Regions from separate parts of the Homo sapiens genome. Here region 2 is linked to region 1. Evidence: chromatin loops called from intact Hi-C (ENCODE). Cell type or tissue: heart right ventricle. All regions are shown on one strand. Links, peaks and the distances in the headings refer to the core of each region. The heading gives the core; the rest is flanking DNA.

What was found. A loop is a pair of places that touch in the nucleus more often than their neighbours do. Peaks named below come from ENCODE experiments on the same cell type or tissue, not always from the same donor. Only the 100,000 strongest peaks of a DNase experiment are listed, where the experiment ranks them.
Region 2: it touches region 1 in a loop (2.7-fold over the local background); 8 of 110 quality-filtered maps call a loop at or near these places.

Annotation. Positions count from the first base shown.
Region 1 is chr15:77,102,890-77,111,197 of GRCh38, reverse strand. PEAK1 (pseudopodium enriched atypical kinase 1) reads left to right here. Exons shown (of 10, transcript NM_001385026.1): 10 at 1-3,040. Among named protein-coding and RNA genes, the nearest start is that of TSPAN3, 36 kb to the right of the region's middle. In heart right ventricle, for the core only: a CTCF peak has its summit at 3,350 (motif pointing left); DNase peaks (open chromatin) are centred at 3,356, 4,026 and 6,897; H3K27ac peaks cover 3,774 bases.
Region 2 is chr15:76,958,223-76,966,555 of GRCh38, reverse strand. No RefSeq gene overlaps it. Among named protein-coding and RNA genes, the nearest start is that of RCN2, 31 kb to the right of the region's middle. In heart right ventricle, for the core only: a CTCF peak has its summit at 5,062 (motif pointing left); no DNase peak of the experiment used is centred there; H3K27ac peaks cover 1,772 bases.

The DNA of each region.
Region 1 (8,308 bases), core at 1-8,000:
CATTTTCTCAAGTAACAGGAAGTTATTGCCTTCAATATTGATTGGAAATTGTTTTCTATTGAAGTCTATACTGTAGAGTTTTCCATTTATATTGAGAGTTTGAACAATTAAGCTCCTATTGGAACTTTTCCTTAAGCCACATGAGCATGAACAATCTCTGTGACACTTGGGTGCTAGAGAAACACAACAGTGGCTAAAGTAGCCAAGAGCAAGACTGAATGTATAGCAGAGTGCCTTGTTAGAGTGGTAACCTAGTCTTGGAAGCAATTCAGTGGATGTTTCATAAAGAGGACTAGAACTTCAAGAAGCCTCCTGTGCTGGCTGAGGTGAGCCCTTTTGGTATATGTACACTACTGGGTTGCCTAGAAGCCAATTCATGAAGAATAACAGCAGGATGAGAAAAAGAGTCACTGTAACCTGTGGAACAACAACGTAAGAATCACCAACCCCTAGGCTGAGCTAGAACTGGAAGCCAGGAATATGGCAATGAGTTTCAAGATTTGCCCTCAGAAGATGAACTGGGTGAGGTATGGGTTGAGGTGAGGGCACAAGCACTCATCCTACCTACCCTGCTGCTGTTGAGGAGCTAGAAGTAAAACATATTGGTTAGGATTTTAACAGTTGGAGTAGCCTCCCATTATCAGATTAAGTGGGGGTCACTTTTGCTTCCAAACTCAGAATAAGTTTGTAAACATGGGAAAGTCTAAGCCAAGAGATCTAAAGCTCTAGAAATATTAATGACATTTCTGGGAGTAAAACTACTAAAAATTATATCTTAAAAGTTTCTAGTAGTATGAAGTTCCCAGGCCAGGCGCAGTGGCTCACGCCTGTAATCCCAACACTTTAGGAGGGCGAGGTGGGCAGATCACCTGAGGTCAGGAGTTTGAGACCAGCCTGGCCAACATGGTGAAACTCCATCTCTACTAAAAATACAAAAATTAGCCGGGCATGATGGCAGGCACCTGTAATCTAAGCTACTCGGGAGGCTGAGGCAAGAGAATCTCTTGAACCCAGGAGGCAAAGGTTGCAGTGAGCCAAGATCACGCCATCGCACTCCAGCCTGGGAGATTGAGCAACTTCGTCTCAAAAAAAAGTTTCCAGGAAAGATCTTTGGGTCCTACTAAGCGTCTCAATTTTGAGTTATGAATACTTTGGTTCAGGGAAGTAACCTGACATTTGGTTTTGCTGGAATTAGGGTTTTCGCTAGATTTGACTGCAATTAGGATTTCTTCTAGATTTTACCAGCAGTGATCTGAAAAAGTACAGGCTAGTCACAGAAATAGAGATGGATTTAGGATACTACACTATATTTCAAATGATTCTAGATGTGTAAATATAGTATGAACATTCTTGGAGAGGGGTGAGACAAACTGGACTTGCTGGGCCAACCCTGGCATGTTTTTCATTCTCCTCACTAGTTGACAAGGATTGAAAATTCCGCTCCAGCCTAATGAGTGAACAGGATGGCTGCCCACAAAACCAAGTTATTAGCTTTATGTCATCGAAGCTCATATTCTCAAAGGCCCAAAGTGCTGTGCCGAGACAAATCCAAGTGCTGCTCTTGCTGAAGTGCGCACTGAAGTCCAGCTGTCCGTGCTTACAGCAGTGCCAAAAGTGGGGATTCCATGGACCAAAAACGGTGCCATAAGGGAAGCCAGAAGAGTTGCAGTGCAAGATCCTGGGAGAGATTATACCAAAGAAATCAAGCCTTTTTATCCTGATGCTTCTAAGATGATGAGGGTGAGCTGTGACAGATGCTGTGGGAGGGGAGTTCACATACATTCCATGTCAAGGCATTTAGCTGATAAATCCATCCTCAGAAAAGCACCTTTTTAAAAAGAAGTCCATTTTGTATATTAGAAGATGATGATGATGATGAAGATGAAGAAAGCCCTGGCAGATACAAAGTTCCTCAGTATTTAAGGAGAAGGATCTCTTCCATGTCCCCTTGACATGACTGTGGCTATTGCCCAAACCTCAGCTTGAGAACATCATATAATACTGAGAGCGGAAGATTTTTTTAAAGAGATATGGTAGTTTAAATAGGTTTGTTTAAAGAACTCTTGGGAAATTTCTTAACAAATTGTAATTGTTTTTATAAACCTTCCTACAGAGTTGTGTACCATTCATCATCACCATCATTTAATATCTGTAAGTGCCCAGAAGGTACAAGGTGCTATACAGCCGTTAAACACCCCCTCCCTGCAACTGTTTAAAATTAGAATAGATTTTTGCATCAACCACTGCTAGAAGCTTTCCCCACCTAGGTGGGCTGCAAGGGCCTGCATTCCCAACATCCCATTACATGTTTCCCACTCCAGAAAGTCTCTGGGTTTATTCCAGCTTTTTATCTTGACGTGTCCCATTCACCCCCATGGTTTGGTTTGGTTTGGTTTTGTTTTTTAAATCAAGAAAGTTTCAGGGAATCAAAAGAGGTCGGACATTTTTTAACCTAGCAGAAGTACAGAGTCATATATTTTGCTACGAATATTGTTGTAGTACAGAAAACCCACTTTGCCCGTTAGTGTGTGGATAGTATGTGTGTGTCCGCACTCATGATAACTTGAATGTTGAACCAGACATAGGGTTCATTTTTGAAAGGTTAAACCACACTGTTTCAGGAACTTGCTCCAAATACTACTTGGTTATCCCTTCCTTTACCAGTTAGAACTAAAGAGTGTGATGTATGAACACACTGGGTTGGGATTTTCTGTTGAGGATATGCAGGGCATTTTGGCATGAGGCAAATACAGAAGCAAGATTTCATTCTACTTGGTGATTTGAATCATGACAGTCCTCATTCCAATCTCTCTTTAATTCTCTCTGGCCCTGCCCACACTCTGTATTTGAAAATCTTGTTTTTGCTCTTTCCGGAGCTTCACCCCTCTACTTACATATTGTAAAGTTGTATAAATCTATCATTGAAAGGTCCTCTCTGCCAGCAGTGGTGCCACCCTTTGGTTTGCTGTGGTACTTTGCTGTGTACTCCGTGGCATCATGTTACTGTGTAAATAAATTCATTTTAATACACACTAAAAAACAGACAAATGCTTGTCCTTTTGGCGACTCTTCCACACTGACATGCTGGGGAGGGTTTGGTTGCAGACATGGTTATGTCTTGTCCCCCCAGGGTAGGTGCCCTGTCCATAACACAGGAAATGATGGCTTTCAGCCTGTGTGTCTTCTGCACTCTGGGTCCTCATCCCCTGCTGACATGGATTATATTTCTCTTTATTCCCTGTCTAATCTGAGGAAATCAGGCCCCAAAGAGAAAGCAAAGGCATTCTGCTTTTCCCAGACCTCAGAAGGCTGCAGGTTTGCTGTGTGAGATCGCCCTCTGGTGAGCAGTCACCTGCAGGCTTCCTGGGTTTGTACTGCATGTTGAGAGGCTTGGTTAGCTGGCTCTGGCTGACCCTCTCCGTGGAAATCAGAGCTATTCAGGTAATATGAGCGGGGACAGGGCCTGGTACTGCATCATCTGCAAGATTCGCATGCCTTTGACACAGTGATACACAGGGGCCTCACAAAGGCAGACAAGCTAATGTGTGGACACTTCAGCAGCGCAGAGGAGGCCTCCTGGCTTAAGCAGGAAGAGTCAGCAGTGGTAGCAACAACTGCCGCATTATGAGAGGAGAATAGATGAAAAGGCAAACATGTAGATCCTAAATTTAGAGCAGATTTTAGAGCACCAAACCCTTTACAGTGGACACTGTCTCCAACCCGGTGTCTCTGCTCTTCTCCACTAGCAAGCACTCTGGAATTTGCAGATGCTGTTTTTAAGGCATACCCCAGAAGAGTGGCTGCCAGACTTGAGGTTTATGTTGCTGAGGAGCAACATAACAGAACCCATGTTGGTGTGGACCCAAAAGCTCTCTGTGTGTTGCCTGGGCCCAGGAGGAAGGGTCAACAGCAAGCCTGACCAGACAATCCCCAGGGACACAGGCCCTGCCTGCTGCAGCTGTGTAGCCTGCTTGCTGGAGAAGAGCCTAGAGAACTTCCCTTCTAGTTGTCAGCACAACACACTGGCTTCTGGGGGAAAGGAAGCAAAGAAAAAAGTAGGCAGTTGGGGTTGGGAGGTCACAGAAACAGAGCGTACCAGGACCGGGCTGCTGTGTGAAGCTCTGCTGGCCTGAGTGGTCACCGTGTGTGCCAGGCCAGGTCTCACTAATGCAGGACTCCATAACAACTGATTCAGTACTGACTGAGTGATTAAATTAAATATTAAAAGCTGAAGGGGCCACTGCCCTTATACGAAGGCTGAAGTGTAACAAAAGCTCCACTGGGAGTTTTGCCTAGACCTTTCCTGGGCCTTGAAGCATGACAAAATAGCGAAGGAATTCTTAACAGGACCTGTTTAGGATTAAACAAGTTTATCGGGGGTCTGAAGGAACTCCCCATACCTCCATGATTTAGCAGGAGACAAGATTAAGGGTAATCACCCCAGCACTTGGACCCATTTAGATTAAGTAAACTTACTGAGGCTCCAGAGGAAGGTCTTCAAGACTCAGACCTTAGTTATAGATTGAAAGAAGTTGGCCGGATGTGGTGGCTCACACCTGTAATCCCAGCACTTTGGGAGGCCGAGGTGGGCGGATCACGAGGTCAGGAGATCGAGACCATCCTGGCTAACACGGTGAAACCCTGTCTCTACTAAAAACACAAAAAAGTTAGCCGGGCTTGGTGGTGGGCACCTGTAGTCCCAGCTACTCAGGAGGGTGGGGCAGGAGAATGGCGTGAACCCAGGAGGTGGAGTTTGCAGTGAGCCGAGATTGCTCCACTGCACTGCAGCCTGGGTGACAGAACAAGACTCCATCTCAAAATAAATAAATAAATAAATAGTCACTTATGTCTTTAGATGAATGCACACTTACACGTAGACATATAGCTTAGAAGGTATATAAGATGTGGGAAACCGTAATTTTGAGTTGATCTGGCAATAACTTCGAGGCCTTCTCCCTGTAACTGGTTACAGAAATAAAAACTCCCTTCTCTCCCGGTTCATCTGCATCTCGTTACTGGGCCGCAAAAATAAGCAGCCTGACCCCCAGTTTGGTCCAGAAACACCTGGAGCCCTGAAAGGATACAGGCCAGTGGATGGTGGGACCAGTTCAGGATTGCCCAAGCCAGACTCCAGGTGAGGTGGAACAAGGCCAGAAAAAACACTAAGTTTCTATTCTTCAGTGGGATCACTTTGTCCTTTGGTGTAACTGGAGAGCCTGGAGATAAATTATCCTATTCCCCTTCCCCATCACATCACCCAGCGTGGGATTCATTCCTGAGAATTCCATTAGTGGTCCTCAGTGATGCCATCCTGTCTGACTCTGGGTTGTCCGGAGGTGATGGGCCACTGACAGTTGGATGGGGCCTTTGGCAGCTCCATGCCTGCAGAGTGTTGTCTTTCAACCTAAGCCACAGAGAATCTTGATTTCTTTCCTGCCCGGAGTGAATTGGTGTGGGGAGCTCTCCATTGCCTGGGGTTGTAAGTGTGTACCTTCTGCTCCAGGAACTCTTTGCCTCCTCTCCAAGGCCTAGCAAATTATGCTTCCTTATAAGTGAGTTCGCACTCTCTTCTACAAGGGAAAGAACTTCATTAGTGCCATAGGAGCCAAGAACTGCAGTTGGCAGATCACAAGTTGTTGTTAAGAGCAGCTCAAGGCAATTACAGCTGAAACTTAAAAACTGGATTTCACACTGGGTGGGGGGGTAGGAGGGAATTTGTTGCCAAGATCCAGTTCTCTCAAATTTGCAAACCTCTAAAAGGAAATAGGCTTTTTGGACACAAACTGACTTCCTTGAGATCCCAGATAAACCTCTGTACAGGTATGTGCGCGCACGCGCGCACACACACACACACACACACACACACACACACACACACACCAACTAATGGCTCCCTTGCCCTCTGGGAGCTGCATGGAAGCAACCAGAAAGCTGAGTGATAATGCTGTGAGGGCTTCTGAGGAATCTGCAATTATAAGGACCAGGGTCCTCTAGAGAAGTAACTCTCATGCAGGAAGTGGGGGGTATAGGGACTTGGGTTTTCCCCACCAGGACCACCCAATGCTCACCAGCCCACACTTGAGCTGGAGTCAAAGATAGAGCAAAAAACTCCAAGCCTATGGTTCATCTTTGCCCAGGGTTGGGGGATGGGAGGCAAATTGTACCTCAGGTAAAGAGAATGTGGAGGGATAAAGTCACCAGGCCCCCCAGGGAGGGGCAAAGTTGAATGCCTTGAAGAGCTGAGATGCTCCTCTTCCAGGGTGAAGGAGTCTGTCTCTAGAAAGCCAGCCCTGGGGGTGCTTTCCCATGAACTAGCTTAACAGCTTAATTTTATCTTCACAATCTGGTGAGGTGGTTTCTAGAATTATCCCCATTTTACCCTTGTGAAAACAAGTCAGAGAGGGTTTGTTTGCCCCAGATCCTTAGTAAGGGAACTACGATTTGTCATCCAGCAACCGTACTCCACCTCCCAGCTTCCTGGAGTGAGGGACAGTCCTCCCTCACTCTCTAGCTGTCACCCCAGTATCATCAGTGGCTTCTTGGTGTCCAAAGAAGAAAAATCCAATTGCTGAGTCTGTGTCCTCCACCTCTCATGCTTATTGCTGACCAGATGTTGCAGCAGCTCCACTCTCCAGGCTGGCCTGGGAGACATGCATTGAAATTCTCTGCACCCGCATCGTTCCTGTTCTTTTTCTCTCTGTTCTTCAGGGCCCCATTCAGCCAAGAAGCTTTTGGGATGATAGCCATCTGAAATCACCAACTCACTCCCCAGCTTCAGCTCCTGGCCTGGTGTGTGTGTGTGTCTGTGTGTGTGCACCTCCCTTCTCGTGAGCTCCTCCAGGGAGGCCATGGCTTTAGCTGCTCTGCCTGCTGTCCTTGGTGTCTGACTCAACTAACAGGAAGAGAGGAGGAAGAGAACCACCCCTGGCTGCTCCACTGGGCCAGGCCCTGGTCCAGGCTTTCCCACACATTAACCTCATTTGCTCTCCACTACAGCCATTTTACAGATGAGGAAACTCAGAGTGGGTAAGAAACTTGCCTAAAGCTGCATAGCTGGTAAGTGGTAGAGCTGAGATTCAAACCTAGGCTTGAAGCCAGTTCTCCCCACCACCATACGAGTCTTTGTCTATTGGCTTGTTTTTGTGCCAGCGGATAGGCCCAGGCCTATGGGTGTTTGCTCCAATTGTGACAGACTGGGGTAGCCAAGGAGTGCTTCCTGATGTGGGCAGAGAGTGTGAGTGAGAAGAAAGCGCTGGCTAGGCTGAGCAGTCAGATCTGTAGCTTCCCTGTAGGGCCAGCACCTTTCCCTGTCAGACCTTCACTGAACTCCTATGGGATCGCCAGGCCAACACAAGGCATTAGCACTGGCCGTCTTTGAGACATTTCCTCTCAAGGCCCCTGAGCAGACTTGCCTGTTTGCTCTCCATCTTCCCTACAGAGGGGCCTCCCAGGACTGCTTCTGGAACCACAAAGGCAACTAAGTGGCCAACAGCTGCCACAGAGCAACTGACAACCTTCTTTTCCTTTTTGTCTTTTTCTTTCTTTTTGGTTAATAATCTGCTTTCCATTCACCTACCCCCTCCACTCCCACCCTGTCATGGTAAATCAGGGTTGTAAAGTCCTCAACCCCTAAGAGCTCCATGCTTGAGCAAATATATACAAGACATACGCATATAGCTGTAGGGTTCCACTCTCTTACAAAAATTAGATCTTATTGTGTACAATACTCTGCAAATTGCTTTTCTTACTTAACAATATATATCATTGGCCAGGTGTGGTGGCTCACGCATATAATCCCAGCACTTTGGGAGGATCACTTGAGCTCAAAAGTTAGACCAGCCTGGGCAACATGTTGAAACTCCATCTCTACAAAAAAATACAAAAATTAGCCAGGTGTGGTAGCATACACCTGTGGTCCCAGCTATTCAGGAAGCTGAGGAGGGAGGATCACTCGAGCCCAGGAGGTCGAGGCCACAGTGAGCCGTGAACTGCACTCCAGCCTGGGGAACAAAGTGAGATCCTGTCTCAAAACAAAAACAAAAACAAAAGCAAAAAAATCATGGACAAAGTATTTCTTAAAAGGTAGCTTCTCGCACTAAAAATAATAGCATTACATAACATACATATATACAAATTTTATTATTATTATTTCCACTTCTTCAGGCGTTCAGTCACATAGGGATGACTAAACAACAAAATATGAGAAACTACTGAGAAGTATAAAAGATGCACAGATACAGAGATGAACTATCAGGTTGTCTCAAATTTTAGTGAAATTTGAATTTTAAATCTCAATGGGTTTTTTTTC
Region 2 (8,333 bases), core at 184-8,183, 140 kb after region 1:
CACTGTTTCCAAATAGCAATTGCTTTTCTCTTTAGAGTAAATGTTGTTGTTTTTCCGCTTGTGAGTTCTTGCCCCTTTTAAAGGTGTGAAGATTGAAGGCTGCCCACCTCCCAAGTCCCCCCTTCCCTCCATTCACAGTTGTTGCTGACAGGGTAACAGCAGCCTTACGATGAGGATACTTCAGGTGCACAGAATTGTGAAGCAAAGAATAAAGACTAAACTACAAGTAAAGCCATTTGATGAACCATTCCAGTAGAATCATGTTGAAATCGATGGTTCCGACTGTGCATGAGAATCCCCCAGAGGACTTGTTAAAACACAGATTTCAGGCCGGGCACAATGACTCACGCCTGTAATCCCAGCACTTTGGGTGGCCAAGGCGGGTGGATCACATGAGGTCGGGAGTTTGAGACCAGCCTGACCAACATGGTGAAACCCCATCCCTACTAAAAATACAAAATTAGCTAGGTGTGGTGGCACATGCCTGTAATCCCAGCTACTCAGGAGGCTGAGGCAGGAGAACTGCTTGAACCCAGGAGGCAGAGGTTGCAGTGAGCCGAGATCGTGCCATTGCACTCTAGCCTGGGCAACAAGAGTGAGACTCCATCTCAAAACAAACAAACAAACAAACAAACAAAACCCACAGATTTCTGGGCTCGCTCGAGAGTTTCTGATTCGGAGGTCTGGATGGGGCCTGGGTATTTGCATTCTTACCCGTTCCCAGGTGATGCTGATGCTACGGGTCACGGAACTGCATTTTAAGAGCCACTGGAGTACACGGCTATATTAGTCCATTTTCATACTGCTATGAAGAAATACCAGAGACTGGGTAATTTATAAAGAAAAAGAGGTTTGTTTAATGGATTCAGAGTTCCACATGGCTGGGAAAGCCTCACAATCATGGTGGAAGGCGAAGGAGGAGCAAAGGCACGTCTTTCATGGTACCAGGCAAGAGAGTGTGTGCAGGGGAACTGCCCTTTATAAAACCACTCGATCTTGTGAGACTTACTCGCTATCACTAGATGAGCAGAGGAAAAAACCCACCCCCCATGATTCAATTACTTCCCACTGGGTTCCTTCCACGGCATGTGGGGATTATGGGAGCTACAATTCAAGATGAGATTTGGGTAGGGATGCAGCCAAATCTTATCAATGTCCATGGAGAAATATCCCCAAAGAAAGCAAGGTTGCAAGGCACAGAAGTGTTTCTAAGTGCCCAGTAGGAAAGCGTGTGCCAGGGCCTGCACAATCCACAGCTGCCTGGGCTTACCTGGGCTTCTTCCTGAGGCGCTTCCTCCCTCACCAGCAGCACCTCCTCACAAATCAAGTCTCACAGGGCTGGACACAGAGCAGCCGACACATCTAACCTTCCCCTGCTGACCATTCTATCTCAGAGAGCAAAGGAAACTTCTCCTTTGGACCCAATTTTGGCCACTAAAGAAAGAATTAACAAGAAAACGGCCATTCTTGTCTTGGAGGTGGCAATATCTAAGCATAGTCATGCCCTCATCATGCATTTAAAACAGCTGTGTGCGTTAAATGCCTGCACACATTTCCTGAAGACCTTAAAAAGGCAAATTTCAAAATTCTGAGAACACAGGTTTTCAGGATATGTGACGTCCAATGGATGAGAACTACTTTAAAGTAACAATAACAATCACAGCTCTGGAGAAAGAGAAGCCAGATCTGGGCTGACATCTGGGCAGAGATGTTAGGATTTGGAGGTTTCTGTTGGTTTTAAAATATTTAACACCACCTGAGCATCAAAGACTGACAACAAACTGTGAAATTTCCCAGACCAAGAGGGAAGGCAATTATGTTCAAGGGGCAGAGCTGTCAATTGCTGGCCAATATATGCAGACAGGGAGGCTTCATCTTTGGCATCTTAACTCCAGCTGCTGAGTTCATCTCACCTTGCAGCTTTATCAAAGCTTTGCCCCTCCCTCCACCCTGGTTTTTGTTTGTTTGTCTTTTGTTTTTGTTTTTGTTTTTGCTTAGAAAGTCACTTTACCGAGATCCTGAAATGCCAATGTTTTCAAACCCTCATCAGCTCTTATCAGAACTTAGATGGGCTTTAATCAGAATGTGTGTATTTCCTGTTTTAACCTTTAAAAGCAGCTGTGCCAGTACCTGCTGAGGTTTCATGAGGACTGTTTTATGACAGCGGGTTCCAGAACTTTTCTTCACTTTGTGTTTTGGCCATGCTTACCTCATCCTTCTCTTATTACCTAGCAAGGAAAGAATTTCCTTTTTTTTTTTTTTCCTAGTCTAAACATTCTCCCAGGAGAAAAACCGTCGGTTTCTGTATTGACTAATAAGCCCAAAGAGCCGGTTAATACAAATTAAAGTTCATTTAGAAATTCATGGTAGGTATGAATCAATATAATTCATATTAATCATATTTTTCTACCTGATAGAGCATAAAAAGTGGATCAACTTCCTAAGCTTGCACTGAAGGAGCGGATACAGGGTTTGCTTTTTAATGAAGCATGTCAGACTAGTCCTGTTGATGGTTCTGCCGCCAAAATGTCTCCACTCTCTGTTCCCACAACAGTTGTTCTACCCAAAGGCCCATTATTCCCTTCCAGAAACGTCTACACCCTCCTAACTGATCTCCCCACCTACTAATAATCCGTTCTCCACACACTTTCCTCAAAATGCAGATCTGGGCACCGGTTCCTCTCTCATAGCCTGCAGGATCACCGGTTCCTCTCTCATAGCCTGCAGGATCAAGTCCAAACTCCTCCTCGTGGGGCACCACAGAGCATCCGTCCCCGCCTGACCTGCCTTCCCAGCTTTGCTTTGCCCAGGCTCCCAGCTCAGCACACCTGACGTGCTATTCCAGCCTCTGTCCAGCCATTGCTAGTCTCTCAAGCAGACAGGAGTTCATTCAGTCATTCGTTTCTTCCCTCACTACACATCAAGCCCCTATTCTGTCCCTGGTCAACAGCTTTAAGAACAACAGTAATAGAGCCAGGAGCAGTGGTTCTGGTCTGAAGTCCCAGCTACTCTGGAGGCTGAGGTGGGTGGATCACTTGTGGCCAGAAGTTCAAGTCCAGCCTGGGTAACATAGTGGAAACCCCCGCCTCTAAATCTTTTTTTTTTAATTAGGTTGGTGCAAAAGAATAATGGTTTCTGCCATTACCTTTAAATGGCAAAATCTGCAATTACATTTGCACCAACCTAATAATTAAAAAAACAGTAATAACAGCTAACATTTATTGAGGACTTTGTGTGCCAGTCACCGTTCTTCAGGAAAGAACTCATTTAATCCACACAATGACCCTATTAGGTAAATACAGGAACTTATCAACCCCACTTAGCAGTAATAAAATAGAGACCCAGAGAAGCTAAGGAACTTGCCCAAGGTCAGACTTCACAGCTTATGGGTGAAGATCCATAAGTGTTGTTGTGGAAGTGTGAAATTGTAGTGGGAGACTAGGGGGCTTCAACCATTCATTCATTCATTCATCCATCCACTCATTCAGGAAGCTTTTTTTTGGAGCAGTTATTATGTTCCAGGAACTGTTCTAGGTGCTTGGAAATACGAAAGAAGAAAACAACCCTGCCCCCTGGGATCTTCTTATGTTCTAGTGGAAGGAAACAGACATTATAAATACATTATGTTTGAAGGTGGTATACTGTGGGGAAAAAACAAGAGCAGGCTTAGGGCTGGGGAGTCAGTATGTGGGTGGCAGGTTGCAGTATTAAATAGGGTGGTAAAGGGCAGCTGCATGGAGCAGATGACTTTCACCAAGAGCTAAGGGATGTAACGCAGTCACCCTATAGCTATCTGGGAGGAACATTCTTGGGAGAGGGAACAGCTGGTGTAAAAGTCCTGAAGCAGGAGCCTGGCGTGTGTTTGAGGAACTATCATGGTGTCTAGTATGGAGGGAGAGGAGTAAATGAGGGGAAAACAGTAGGAGATGATCCTGTAGGGCTTCTTAGTTATTGTAAGGACTTCGGCTCTTACGCTGAGTGAAAAGGGGAACAGAAGCAGACGTTCTATGCTCTGGTGCCCTGTAGAGAGTGAATAATGGAGAAACCGGTAGAGGGTGGGGAAGAGGCAACCATGTTAATGCAGCCAAGAGATGACGCAGGCAATGGCAGTGGAGATAGCAAGAAGTGGCTGGATTGGACATGAAGTGAAAGGTGGGAGTCAAAGACTCGAAGGTTTCTGGTTGGGAGAGTGAGGAAGGCTTCACTGGGACTGACTAGGAGGTCTTAGGGACTCTACCCTGTCTGCTTGACAGGTAGTTGTATACAGGTCTGTTCCTCTGATTTGATAGTTAGCTATTAAAGGGAAAGGCCCCTGTGGCAGCCATTTTTGTTTCAGGACCACCATTTGCACAACTCCAGGGTGCTCCATTCACAGTGTGATCTATGGGCAATGTGCTGCTACACCACCATGTTTCACCTGTGAACAGCTCAATAAACAACTTTGGAAGGAAGAAAGGCAGGCAGGCGGGCGGGCGTCTCTTTGGATTATCACAGATTCATTTGAAGTCACACACCCCAAACTGGAAATCGGTCATTTAAATTCATTTAATACTAGCATTACCCTTTTTAAAAATAACATCTACTTTTTAAAATTCCTACAGACTTTTTTTGTCTTTGAAAGTTAAATTGTTAAATTCATCATCTCCACTTTTAAATTCCTCTCATAAAAAGGCAGTGTTTCTTCCTGTCTGTTTAAATCATATTCCACACTGAAACTGGTTATGTAACTTAGGAATGAAAACAATATCAGGCCTTACTTTTAGTTTGTCTCCTGGGAGGTTGGGCATGGGGGAGGGTGTACAAGAAACTTACTGAGGTAGAGGTGGAAAATCAATAAAGTCACAACCATTAAAGCAATTTAATTAACTCATTCTTAATTAACTGGGAAATATAAAATTCTTTTCAGTAAATGTATCTAATGTAAAATACACTCCAATTCCAACTGGTTGCTAGGGGAAAGCCGGCAGAGAGAAAATGTGAGAGCTGGAAGGAAATGGAAAGATCCACTAGTTTGACCTCTTCGTTAGCCCTCTGCTGGGGAAACAGACCCAGGGAATATGAGAGAGCTACCTGGCAACAGTTTTAATGTTGAACGTCCCACTACTGAATGGCAGTCAGAACTTCTGACATCAGCTCAGTGCTTTTCCCAGACACTGTCCTGCAGCTTCCTGTGAAGGCAGACACAGAAAACAAGACGATGGGCTTTCAAAACCAGGCTTTTTGTTTTGTTTTTTGAGATGGAGTTTCGCTCTTGTTTCCCAGGGGATCTCGGCTCACTGCAACCTCTACCTCCCAGGTTAAAGCTATTCTCCTGCCTCAGCCTTCCCAAGTAGCTGGGATTATAGGCATGCACCACCACACCCGGATAATTTTGTATTTTTAGTAGAGACGTGGTTTCTCCATGTTGGTCAGGCTGGTCTCGAACTCCTGACCTCAGGCGATCCGCCCACCTTGGCCTCCCAAAGTGCTGGGATTACAGGCGTGAGCCAACGTGTCCGGCCTAAAACCAGGCTCTTAAAGCAACTCAGAGCAAGTAGACCAATGGTTCTGAATAGAAAGTGATTTAGCACCCCCGGGACACTTGGGCAACGTCTGGAGACATTTTTGTCTGGCACACCTTGGCTGGGGGAGGGAAGTACTAGCATCTCATGAGTAGAGGCCAGGGATGCTAAGATCCTACTAAGCACAAGACAGCCCTCCTCGCCCCTCATGAAGAATTATTCTGCACAAAATGTCAACAGTGCCACCGCTGAGAAACCCTGAGCTAGAACGAGCTTTCGACCCTAGCCGCATATTAGAATCACCTGGGCCACCTTGGACCATCTGAATCAGAATCTCCAGGGAGGGGAGCCAGGCATCGATATTTTTGAAAAGCTCCCCAGATGGTCTTAATGTACCCCAAGTTTGAGAATCACTGATTAAACCTCCACAAATTGGAAAATGAACAAACAATCAAGCAAATAAGACATTTAGCCTCTACTATATGTCTGGTGGAAACTGAAGGAAACATAAAGTCATCAGTAACACAGTCCCTGCCTCAGGGAGCTTACAGCACCGGTGAGAAACAAACCAAGAAGAACTGTCATTCATTGAGGCTAAGTTAGGCAACAAATGAAGAGCAAGGGTGGGAAGCGTGATGGGAAAGGGTCAGCGCATGGCAGCAGTGGGAAACCAGGACTCCCTGGGGTCATTGCCAAAGCCAAGCCTATTTGGTGGAGACTGCCTCATTCATTTTGCATCTTGTTATACCTTTACTTCTATGATCAGAAAAAGAATTATTTTCTCACTCTGCTATAACCAGATTCACCGTTTATCTTTCTCCTAAAATTATAATTGTACATAACTTAATAATATTAAATATAATATATTCTATGAGTAAATTCAGGCTGCATTATTATTTTTCTTTAACATTATACAAGTTATACAAGCAATTTTGTGTAACTGATACATTTAAAAAATAATGGTCCTCCAACTGTGATTAGGTTAAGCCTATCTTTCCCAGTGGGGGGTTGGTTCCTTAAGGATATCTTGGTCAGATTCCTTCGCTTGCCTGTCATTTTTGTGGCTATAGCTCCCTCATTTCACTATTTAAAACACAGTATTTAAGACACAGTCTTCCTCATTTTTGACTGGTCTCTATTCAAAACTGGTTTCCCTTAGAGGCCCTGGTGGTTCCAGGCAGTGATTGTCAATCCTAAAGAGATTCAGTGCTCCCTTGCTATAATTACAGCATTTGCTTTACAATCTTGAAATGAAATTCATAGGCAGTATAACTTATCTACATATAAAAATTTAAAAAGATCAATATGTACTGCTTACTTCTCTTCCCCTATCTATTCTGTAACCTCCTATGACCTGGCCTGCCCTGTGATTATCTCCACAGATTGCATCGACCCGCCTCCTAGCTCTCTGGCTTCGTGGTACAGCAGGCCAGTGGGAGGCACAGACAGGAGATGCAACAGAGGAGGAAAGAGATGAGGGCATTTATCCCCTGACCCAGCAAGATACCTACAGTACAGGCCTATCTCTCTGGTCACAGCTCATGGAGGTAGAGGGGGGAGGGGCTGGGCTTCACCATCATACCTGTCCCAGGCCCCTTCAGACCAAGGGGCAGCAAAGACTTCTGCTGTTGCTTATCCCAGGGTGTCTCACCAAGCCCAGTTGGTTCCCTTAAACCTGCCCTCTACTTTGCAAATATTGAACCCCCCGTTTCCTGTTGTAGCAGGTGGTGGGGTTGGGGAGCTTACTGATACACAGTGTAATGCTCTAACTAGAATAGGAAGGAGGAAAAAAAGGAAAGTAATTTTTATTAAAGGAGTATTATTTCAATCTTGGATATGACTTTACCAGAGACATATTGAAGTACTGTGGTCAGATGTTTGCACTGCAAATGGCCTAAGGACAAATGCAGGCAGTGGCAATGCCATTTGTGACTTGGTTTTCTAAATGGCAAATAACTCTTGAGAATGTTCTGAATAAAACAAAGCATCACATTCCTTTGATTTACATAGTAGCTGAATTTCTGGAAATGCTATGTACATGAAAACTATATAAAAATAGTTTAAAATAGAGTTTGATTCTAGGCTCAAATGATCATAAGCAGGCCTTTCATCTACATCAGGGGTCTGCAACCCCTGGGCCACAGACCAGTACCGGTTCATGGCCTGTTAGGAACCAGATGCACAGCAGGAGCTGAGTGGCGGGCAGGCGAGGGAGTGATGCTGCATCTGTATTTACAGCTGCTTCCCATCACTCTCGTTACTGCCTGAGCTCCGCGTCCTGTCAGATCAGTGATGGCATTAGATTCTCCAAGGATTCGAACCCTACTGTGAACTGCGCATGCGAGGGATCTAGGTTGCATGCTCCTTATGAGAATCTAATGCCTGATGATCTGTCACTATCTCCTATCACCCTCAGATGGGACCATCTAGTTGCAGGAAAACAAACTCAGGGCTCCCACTGAATCTACATTATGGTAAGTTGTATTAATATAATTATTTCATTATATATGATAATGTAATAATAATAATAGAAATAAAAAGCACAATAAATGTAATGCACTTGGATCATCCTGAAACCATCCCCACAACCCTGGGTCCATGGAAAAATTGTCTTCCACAAAACCCCTCCCTGGTGCCAAAAAGGTTGGGGACCACTGATCTACGTGAATGCCCATGGGATGTTCTAAAACCATGAAAGACAGAGGACAATTAGTTCTTATACAAGACTGTCTCATAAATTGTAGCATCCTAGGGTTCCTGACCCTGCTTTTTGTGTGTGTGTGTGTGTGTGTGTGTGTGTGTGTGTGATGGAGTCTCGCTCTGTCGCCTAGG